4 separate regions of the Homo sapiens genome follow, and regions 1, 2 and 4 are each linked to region 3. Evidence: chromatin loops called from intact Hi-C (ENCODE). Cell type or tissue: endothelial cell of umbilical vein. All regions are shown on one strand. Region 1 overlaps RXYLT1 (ribitol xylosyltransferase 1). Region 2 has its middle 47 kb from the start of LINC03056. Region 3 holds the start of AVPR1A (arginine vasopressin receptor 1A). Region 4 has its middle 97 kb from the start of LINC03056.

The links. Peaks named below come from ENCODE experiments on the same cell type or tissue, not always from the same donor. Only the 100,000 strongest peaks of a DNase experiment are listed, where the experiment ranks them.
Region 1: it touches region 3 in a loop (12-fold over the local background); 2 of 110 quality-filtered maps call a loop at or near these places.
Region 2: it touches region 3 in a loop (3-fold over the local background); 2 of 110 quality-filtered maps call a loop at or near these places.
Region 4: a loop joins it to region 3, with 6 times the contacts of the local background. A loop is called at or near these places in 11 of 110 quality-filtered maps.

Annotation. Positions count from the first base shown.
Region 1 is chr12:63,800,732-63,803,231 of GRCh38, reverse strand. RXYLT1 (ribitol xylosyltransferase 1) reads right to left here. Exons shown (of 6, transcript NM_014254.3): 4 at 827-1,141. Among named protein-coding and RNA genes, the nearest start is that of RXYLT1-AS1, 20 kb to the left of the region's middle. In endothelial cell of umbilical vein, a CTCF peak has its summit at 1,033 (motif pointing right); no DNase peak of the experiment used is centred here.
Region 2 is chr12:63,419,361-63,421,860 of GRCh38, reverse strand. No RefSeq gene overlaps it. Among named protein-coding and RNA genes, the nearest start is that of LINC03056, 47 kb to the right of the region's middle. RefSeq lists silencers at 1,464-1,523, 1,584-1,633 and an enhancer at 2,158-2,500. In endothelial cell of umbilical vein, a CTCF peak has its summit at 1,534 (motif pointing left); a DNase peak (open chromatin) is centred at 1,540; H3K27me3 peaks cover 274 bases.
Region 3 is chr12:63,150,876-63,153,375 of GRCh38, reverse strand. AVPR1A (arginine vasopressin receptor 1A) reads left to right here and starts at 2,175. Exons shown (of 2, transcript NM_000706.5): 1 at 2,175-2,500. In endothelial cell of umbilical vein, a CTCF peak has its summit at 1,138; a DNase peak (open chromatin) is centred at 1,145; H3K27me3 peaks cover 1,556 bases.
Region 4 is chr12:63,275,556-63,278,055 of GRCh38, reverse strand. No RefSeq gene overlaps it. Among named protein-coding and RNA genes, the nearest start is that of LINC03056, 97 kb to the left of the region's middle. In endothelial cell of umbilical vein, a CTCF peak has its summit at 1,121 (motif pointing right); a DNase peak (open chromatin) is centred at 1,125.

The sequences.
Region 1 (2,500 bases), 650 kb before region 3:
AGCTGGAGAAAGACTATATCTTTTTTTTTTTTTTTTTTTTTTTTTTTTTTGGTGAGACAGTCTCATCTCACTCTGTTGCCCAGGCTAGAGTGCAGTGGTACAATCTCAGCTCAATCTCCTGGGCTTAAGTGATCCTCCCACCTCAACCTCATGAGTAGCTAGGACTAGAGGCGCCATACAGGAGTCCATGTCACCATGCCCGGATAATTTTTGATTTTTTTTTTTTTTAGAGATAGGGTTTTGCCATGTTGCCCAGGATGCTCTTGAACTCCTGGACTCGAGCAATCTGCCTAGTTGGCCTCCCAAAGTGCTGGGATTACAGGCAGTAAGCCACTGCGCCTGGCCTAAAAGACTGTATCTTGAGAAACCTTAGCTATCATTTAATTAATCCCTCCTTTTATAGAAGAGATTTGTATAAATTCAGCCAGTCTCAAACACAATGGTACGGTATATTCCTGATATAATAATATTGCCTTTTTTTACTATATATAGATACTATCATTGTTTTTAAAAAAATCTATCTGCCATTTCTCTGCTAAATATATTTTTATGGCACTCCTAATAAGCTTGAAAAATCCATTCTATGCCTTGGGGTTTTAAAAGAAAAAAAGTAACTCATCTCCTCATTAAAGAATAAAATACTCTTAAAAACATCATAATTGTTATTGAAGGATGCGACCACACCCTGTTTTTATCTCTGAGAAAGACTGTACCTGGCCTCAATAATCCCAGAAGAACTAAATTTATTACAATTTTGAATAAGTCTTCCTGGTTCAGAAATTCAGGTGTTAGGGCCTAAAAATGTTTAATCATATTTTGTACTTACGTTGCTACTCCTAAAGGCCACTGAAAAACATCCACGTCATTAATCCAGGGGCTGTCATATATTATGAAAAGCAGCTCCACGAAGCCTCCATTTCTTTTGAGGAATGGGTTTATCCACTCATTATCACAATGTTCATTTCCGAGCAAAACAACAGCAAGATGCTGGAGTTTTTGAATTTGCACTAAATTTTGTGCATAAAGTAACCACTGGGTGGCATAAAAGATCTTTGCTTTTTCTCTTCCATTTAAAATGAGTACCACATTATTCACATCAACGGAGAAGTACCCTGGTATTACAGCTGGACCAGTGATGAAGCTGTTAAAAACAACACAACAAAAACAAGAGACAAACAAAGCCTGAACAAAGGTATGTGGTATCAGAAATTCATCATTTTATACAAAATCTACAATGAGATTTAATCCACATTCTATCTAGAAGTAAAATTTCTATAATACAATCTTTTGAACAAGTTTGAATGATGGGGCATAGCTGTAGATTAATGGTAAGCTTTGGCTGTAGGCAGATCAATTTGCATATGATAATACAAAATGTGATAGTTTTGTGTTTTTTTGTTTTTTTTTTGAGGCAGGGTCTCAACTCTTGTGGCCCAGGCTGGAGTGCAGTGGTGCAATCTTGGCTCACTGCAGCCTCAACTTCCCTGGCTCAGGTGATCCTCCCACCTCAGCCTCCCGAGTAGCTGGGACTACGGGTGTGCACCACTACACACAGGTAATTTTTCGTATTTTTTTGTAGAGATGGGGTTTCACCATGTTGCCCATGCTGGTCTTGAACTCCTTGGCTGAAGCAATCCACCTACCTCAGTCTCCCAAAGTACTGGGATTACAGGCATGAACCACCATGCCTGACCTTTTTTTCTGTTGTTGTTTTAACCACACTGAAAATAAATGCTGGCTAGAATTTAAACTCTTAAGCAAAGAAATATAATTGAATAGCATGGAACTCTGTAAAATAATGGTTTAGTTCAAACCAGAAAGGCATTTAAAGTCAGTAGTTCTCAACCCTTTTATGGTGTGAGCTGCTATTACACTCTTCATCTGACTCAATGGATGAGAAAGTGCTGACAAATTAAGAAACGAAGAATGGCATTATAAACATTCCATGAATGTTATATCTCAAAAATATAATGTTAAAAAAAGCAAGGATTAGGACACTCACAAAATATACATAAACTTGAAAGTACAGTCATAAAAATTATTTACACATATATATTTAGGATCAGTATAAATATAAAAATTTGAATGGGAGGATCCACATCAAATTTATGATAGCAATTGTATCTGAGGAGGAAGGAAGATGAAAGGGACTAGAAAACAGTACAAAGGGAGCTTTACCCTTATTGAAAGTATTTAATTTTTTTAACAGGAAAATTAAATATCTGAAGCAAATATGACAGAGAGCTGAAATTTGTTAGTTTTGAATGGTGAGTAAATGGGAATGTGTTGTATTACCATTTTTTTTTTTTTTGAGACAGAGTCTCAGTCTGTTGCTCAGGCTGGAGTGCTGTGGCATGATCTCAGCTCACAGCAGCCTCTGCCTCCTGGGTTCAAGCAATTCTTGTGCCTCAGCTCCTGAGTAGCTGGGACTGCAGGTGCGTGCCACCATGCCCAACTAATTTTTGTATTTTTAGTAGAGACAGGGTTTTTGCCATGTTGG
Region 2 (2,500 bases), 270 kb before region 3:
GCTATAGCTAAGAAGGGCAACAAAACTGTAACCCTGATCAGAACCTTTACTGGAAAGTACACATAAACATGTGCAAATCTCCTTTCAAATAATGAAATAATGGCAAGTACAAGGAGTTGAGGTTAGGTTTAGTGGCTACTACTAGAAACTCCTTGGGCAACCTTGATTTCTGCAATTCAAGAAACTTATGATATTGTTGGATAGGGTCAAGAAAAGTGACAATTACAATTATCTCTTTGATTCAAGACAGTGTGCCTGAAGGGGTTGTTCAATGAAGACTGACTTCAAATATTAGGGTCTTTAGTGAAGAGAGTTGAGAGGAACCAAGAAAGACTAGGAAATATAAATAAAGCCAAAATAATGATAACAGAAAAAGGAAATGAAAATATATTAAGCACTAATGCTAAGCTAGTTGCTTATATAATCAAATTTAATATTCACAACAGCTTCATAAGCCAAGACACTATTATTGTCATTTCACAGAGGAAGACATTGGGACTAAGAAATGGTAAGCAATTTCCTAGACTCACACCCCAGATCTGACTTCAGAGCCTCTGTTCATTCCATTTTTAATGATTGATTCATCAAATCTTGTTATATCTGAACTAGTATATTTGCAGGACACCTTAAAATGAAGGAGAAATAAGTTTAGGACAAATAGATTAGAACTACTTCTAATGGCTATTAGTGTGATATGACTTGTGATGTAAATGAGCCAAAGATAATGCTATAGTTTGAATGTGTCCTCCAATTTCATGTGCTGGAAACTTAATCCCTAGTGCAACAGTTTTTAGAGGTGGCACCTTTAAGAGGTGATTAGGTTATGAAGGCTTTGCCCTCATGAGTGGATTAATGCTGTTATTTGGTTGGTTATCAAGGGGGTGTGTTCCTAATAAAAGGATGAGTTTGGCTTCCTTCTTTCTCTCTCTCTCTCTCACCATGTTATGACACAGCAACGAGGCTCTCACTATATGTGGACCCTCAATCGTGAACTTCCCAGCCTCCAGAATAATGAGGCAAATACATTTCTGTTCATTATAAATCACCCAGTCTGTAGTATTTTGTTATAGCAGCACAAATAGACTAAGACAGATAGCTTCTGTATATTGATCACTTGGCTATTTAATATTTCTTTAGTGCAGGCTGAGCAGCAGAGCAAATTCTAATATTTACACATCCAACTGTTTGAAACAAACACCAAATAGCACATTTTTAGCCATTTAGAGCCTGCCTGTTTCGAATATTCTGTGAAACTGTGCCCAATGTCTGCTAGCAAATTGTAAGATAAGCCTGGAGCCATAAAGACCGTAAGCTACAGTCCCTTTGGAACTCTGTATTTGGAGAGTCCCTGTTGTGCTGCTGACATTGCCTAGACACATAACCACCTATTTAATTTCCCTCTTCCTCTAGAGTTCCCTTGCTCTCCTCCCTTTGTGAGTAGTTATCAAGCTGTAGCCTCCAGATAGACTCCTGCTGTGAGGGACTTCCTCACCATGTAAATCCGTCAAAGTGAAGTGCTGCTCAGTAAAGATGTGTGTGCTACTGCCACCTCGTGGTCACATGTTTTTTCTTGATCAGCCCAGCCCGCAGATTTCTAGAACCCCCTACGTGAATGAAAATGTTTTTTAAAAAATGTCTTGATCTTGATTGATATCTGAGCCACTCCTGATTATTGGGGAAACTACACCATTTGGGAAGCTCCTTTATCTTAAGGAATTGATGTCAAGAAGACTAATCATACTCAAAAGCAGCTTTTAAAAAATAAAGTAAAATAGGTTACTTAAAGTTAAGCCTTCTCAGAAACTTTAATATGTGTATCCTTTCCATGGCTCTCAAAAGACCTCTAAACATTGACCTAAAGTATGTTTAATAAGAAATTATCTCTTATTATTATCAGAAAGTGGGTCTTAGTGTTGGAGACCAGAATATGCCACCCCAAAATATGCTTCTTTGGCTTAAGAATTATTTTGAGTTAATTCTTTGGAGAAACTATAGACACAGGAGAAGCTTAAAAACAGAGCAGAAGTTACCATTTGTAAGAGAAATTTACATCTATAAGGGAAATCTCCATTTGTAAGGGAGTTTCCTCTTTGCACTAGCAAGAGAAAGATGGCTCTAAATCACTAGACATTCTTACCTATGAAGAAGGCACTGACTTAAATCTGCCCAATGTAATAAATAAAGTTTCAGTGCCACAAAAGAAATGCACTCAAATATAAAATTTTCTTTTTAATTCTCAGCAAGGCAATGTGCTTCTATAGAAGGGTGCGCCCTTACAGATGGAGCAATGGTGAGCGCACACTTGGACAAGGGAGGGGAAGGGGTTCTTATCCCTGACACACATGGCCCCTGCTGCTGTGTTGTTCCTCTATTGGCTAGGGTTAGACCGCAGAGGCTAAACTAATTCCGACTGGCTAATTTAAAGAGAGTGACTGGGTAAGTTGTTTGGCGGGAAAAATGGTTATGGCAGAGCAGGAAATCAGAATGAGTCTGGGCGGAG
Region 3 (2,500 bases):
GCGAGAGACAGATAGATGGATGATAGATAGATAGATAGATAGATAGATAGATAGATAGACAGATAGATAGATGATTGATTGACACATGATACATAGAATGGCCAGATGCATACATATAAACATACATCTATGTATCAAGCATATATACATTTGATATATATGGATAATTGGTACTGTTGTCACTGAACAATAATATCTTCCAACTGTATCCACCAACATAACTTGAGAGGTTATTTTTATAATTTGGATAATTGGATATAGTTTTATAATTGGATCAGATTGTCTGACACAGATGATTTCCTGAGAGGCCACCACCCTATCTCCTGGAATAAGAACCTCCACAGAGATATTGGTGAGCCTGTATTGCAGATTTCCTCTCCTGAAAAAAACCTAAAAGCTCAAGTGTGTAGGGCCAAGAGCCACAAAATTACTAGGCTGTGGCCAACAAACCACTTTTGCAATACCCAGACACTAGGTTCAGTCAACATTCTTTCTCATCAGGAGCACTAATAGTGTAATTTGTGACTTAAAAGAAAGTGAATTCTCTGAGTCAGTGACTATTACCTAATTGCTTGAAGGATTTTTTCCAGACAGGTGGTCTGGAAACCTTTTACCTATTACCTTCCATCCCTGAACCATTTCAATCTTCTGCCTCCTGGATATCTTGGAGAAAATGAACCAACACAACACAGCTTTCAGTTTTTAGAGCATTTCCCCCATACAGAACATTGTCTTACTTGATCTTCCCGATGACCTCAACAACAGGAAAGGCAGGTCCTTTCATTTCCATTTATAAGACGCACAGACCCAGGATTATCTAGCCACAGGAAGCAGGACTCCAGATTTCAAGTCCAGCATCTCAACGTGACAACCTTGGTAACTCTGCATGAACGGACTGGATAGTAAAGTGGAATTATTACTGAGAACTGCAATGAATAAAATCTTTTGCATTTTTTGCCTACGTTTCACAGAGGGTGATATTTTTCTGAGGCAATTAAATTTATACCACGGCCACAATACTGAAACGTTCTGACCAACAAAGTCATGCTCCTGCATCTACACAGCAGATAACTGCAGAAACGGCTTCCTTTCTTCCTTGTAAAATTGCCTGAAAACAGCTCCCCCTTGCTGTCCGTCGAGGCATATCTTCACCAACGTTAAAACAGAGCTGAGGGAGATCGCATTTCTGCCTCCCTCCCGCCCTGCAGAGGGGCTCCAGCTGTTCAGAGTAACGGATTACTAGGTAGGTGGTTGTTTCCCCTCCTTCCCAGGGCCTCTTTCCTCTCTTTGAGATTGCCTCTTTCTTACTCCTGAGCACAGGAGCCGGGCGGGTTTTCTGTCCCTTGCCCTGGACAGCACTGCCTGGATGGCCGCTGTCCGGCAGCTGCTCTTTGTCCACCCAAAAAGATGTCCCCACGACTCAGTAGTAACCAGACGGTCCCCACGGACCACTGCGGCCAAATTTCCGCCATCCCCGCTGTGGGAATCAGGCTTTTCCCGCAGAAAACCCCAGGAATCTAGAGAAAACTCCTTAAGTCCCTAGTCTCCATAGAGAAAACCAGGAGACACTCCCCCCAAACCCCGCTGTGAATACAGGCACAGCAGCCACTGGGGCTGCAAAGTGATGAGTGCGTTCTTCCCGTCGCAAACATAGGGTAATAAATAGCATGCATCAAAGACGTTACTAGGAAGAGATAGCTCTTTAAGTCACGAGCGGGGAGAAATGTTTGCCCCGGGAAAATTTGCCTGGGGAATAAAATTTGCCAGACTGCTGCACGGGTGAGCTCGGTGAGAAGGAAGAAACCCGGACTGGAGGAGGTGAGGTCGAGAGCCAGGTTCAGGTGCAGGAGCTAGATGCGTGGACGCCGGTGCGTGGACTGGAGGTTTCCAGGTACCGCGCTTAGCGTGCCTGTTGAAGTCAAATGCATGGTTAAGGAGGCTAGCGAGGAAGGCTAGTGAGGGAAGCTTGTGGAAACGGCTACGAGCCCAGAAAAGGCATGACTCGTCCAGTTGTCCAAGTTTTTGGAAGGGAAAAGCGGGAAAGCGCCACGATCCCACCTACTGTGAGGAGGAATCTGCGAGTCTCCCAGCTCCACCCCCTCCACAGTGATGCAGAGGACAAACACCGACGTAGGGAGAGGAAAAAATAAAACTCCAGGGAGCGGGGAGTAGGCAACCAGCAGTCTTCCGGCAATAGGGCGGGAGGGAGCGCGTCCCAAGGAAACAAGCACCGCATAAATACTTGAGTTGGGAACCCAGTGCTTCCGGAAGCTCGGAGCTCACCTTCCCGACCTCGCCGAAGTTGAAAAAAGGCAGAGCAGGGAGAGGGGCCAGCTCACCCTGCTGAGAGCTGCTCAGTGGGCAGGCGGGACGCTGCTCCGGGAGACGCCCACTGGAGGGATCGCAGAGCCCGGCAAGCTGCGAGCGCGCCAAAGACCCTGCGCTTCGGACGAGGAGCCCAAGTCCTCCGAGACGGGGAGGGAGCGGCCCGCGAGGGCTG
Region 4 (2,500 bases), 120 kb before region 3:
ATGCACAATGGCCAAACACTGGCAAGAGTCACCTATCTCTGGGTGGCAGGGATATGTCTGTGATATACTGATGACAGGCTCAAGCGATAACTACAGTCAACATCTGTACTGTTTATAACAAAACTCCCACCTGTGGACTGCTAGTTTAACACACACACACACACACACACACACACACACACACACACACAGAGAGAGTCATAAAGCAGTTCTTCTGGAGGCTTTGTGTGGTTTGAGTCCTTGTTGTACTTCACAGGACATATCTCCAAAGGTATTGATCACAATGCCTTATTTCATGTAGCATGTAACCTGTGTGCTCTGTAGGATGTGAATGATGAGACTATAGAAAAAGCCGTAGGGCTGACATTTTTTCTCTCTTTTATTCATCTTCCTACCACTCAGTATTTGTATTCTGAGACCTGTATTCCCTCTATATCTGATTCTCTCTTGCACTCCCCTCTGTAATTCTCTTTTCTATTTGCCTACTAACAGAATCTGCTTTCAGGGAAAGCCTTCTATTAGTGATGAGATAAATGTAATTTCCTCCACAATCTGGATTAAAACTATCTTTCTAGCCTTTTCTCTCATTCTGCTGCCCCATGTAAATCCTTCATTCTAGCCAAAATATCCCCTTCCTATCTTCACCTATTTCTGCTGATCCTTTCACTCATGCCATGTTTTCCCATAGGGGATTCCCTCCTCATGGTCCATGTATGTGATGTTACCTTTTGCAGAGCAGCTCTGAAGCATGTCCTCCATGAAGTCTTCCCTCATTGTCATAGTGACATCTGTTTTCCCTTTCTCAACTATTATAGGAGTCATTTGAACCACCCCTTTGCCTCCTGAGACTCATAGCTAATTTTTGACTAATGCTTGTGCCTGATTTACAACACCCTCCTTCTAACCCCTGTACCCTAAACACACACAAGCCTCACTTCTCCTCTGTTCATCTAGTTTTTACGTCCTTTGAAGACAGGAATGGTGTCATCTTTGTCTTCTCCGCTGCTCTCAGCATACTGTATTCTTTGTACCTTAGTCCTTGTTCTGGAGAGAATAAGCCAGGTGGCAAGGACTAAGCACCTCTAGAATAGGCCACAGCATGTGTGGAGGCCAAGGCCCTCAAGGGGGCAGTAAAGAACCAGTTGTTTAGAGTTTATCGGCAGAAGTAATTAATATTTGGTCCTTGAGGATTTATCAGATGGTCCTAGGAGTAAGTTAAACATAGAAAGTGGGAAGGAAACAAATGGAAATTGTTTGGAATTTAGTCTGAATGGGATCAGGAACCTGAAACAGAAACCAGTCACATGATGATTCAAATGGGGCAAAACCCAGGAAGTCCCTGCAAGGAGAGGCATGAAGGTCCCCAAACACATGTGTAAGAGCTAGAATTCAGATGGTCAAGAGGCAAAGTCTAGGCCAGTCGTTCATGATTTTTTTTTCAATTAAACAGTGAATTAATTTTATTTATTTATTTTTAATTTTCTCATTTTTTTCCTACCTTATTTTTTAATTGAAAACTTGGAAATGTTACAAATATTTTAAATGCTACAAAGTATAATACCTCTACAGAGTGAAAATGTTGATAAGTCTCAATGGAAGATTTTATCTTTGTCATTTTTTAAGAATCATGTTTTTCTGACTCTCTACTTTCTTGCAGTTACTTTATTCAAGTTCATGTTTTGACCAAAAAAAAAAGAAGAGCTAGGTTCAGTGATTGGTAAACCAAGATATAAGACTCAGCAGAAGGGGCAGGAAACCAAGTGTGGTCTGGGTCAAATTACTCTAAAACTTGGCTGGACTTTAAAACATTAAATTGCAATTTATTTATAAATGTAAGACAAAATCTTAAATAAAATATTACCAAATAGAATTCAACATTACCTTTTAAAAAATGATAGTACATCATTTTTTTAATGTGACTTATTTCAGAAATATATAAATGTAGTTCAATATTAAGAAATATATTTATCACAAGCAGAAATATGATATACAAGAAGAAAAAATATGCATTCTTTTTATAGATTAAAAAATGCCTTTAAACAAAGTCCAATATTCATTCTTGATGAGAACACTTAATAAAACGGACAATTTCTTAACATATTAATATTTTATACAGGGAGTATTATTCAATGCTATTTAGACAATAGAATTAATTAGTCACGAAATTTGAAATGATAAAGTTATTACTATTTCTAGATATTTGGATTACAAAACTGACAATCTTGAGATTCAACAAAAAAGTACTACAAGTGATGAGTCTTCAATAACAAATTGTGGTGTAAAATTAATATGCATAAAGTAATGTCCTTCAGAAACCCAAGCGATAAATAACTGAAAAATCCAAAAAAAGAATATACCACCTACAATGGCAACAAGATGATAAAACACTTAGGAACACATTTAACAATAAATGAATACAATTTTATGAGAAGTACATTAAAACATTCCTGAAGAACACACATACACATGCACAAAAACACAAGATTTTTAGGACATTAAC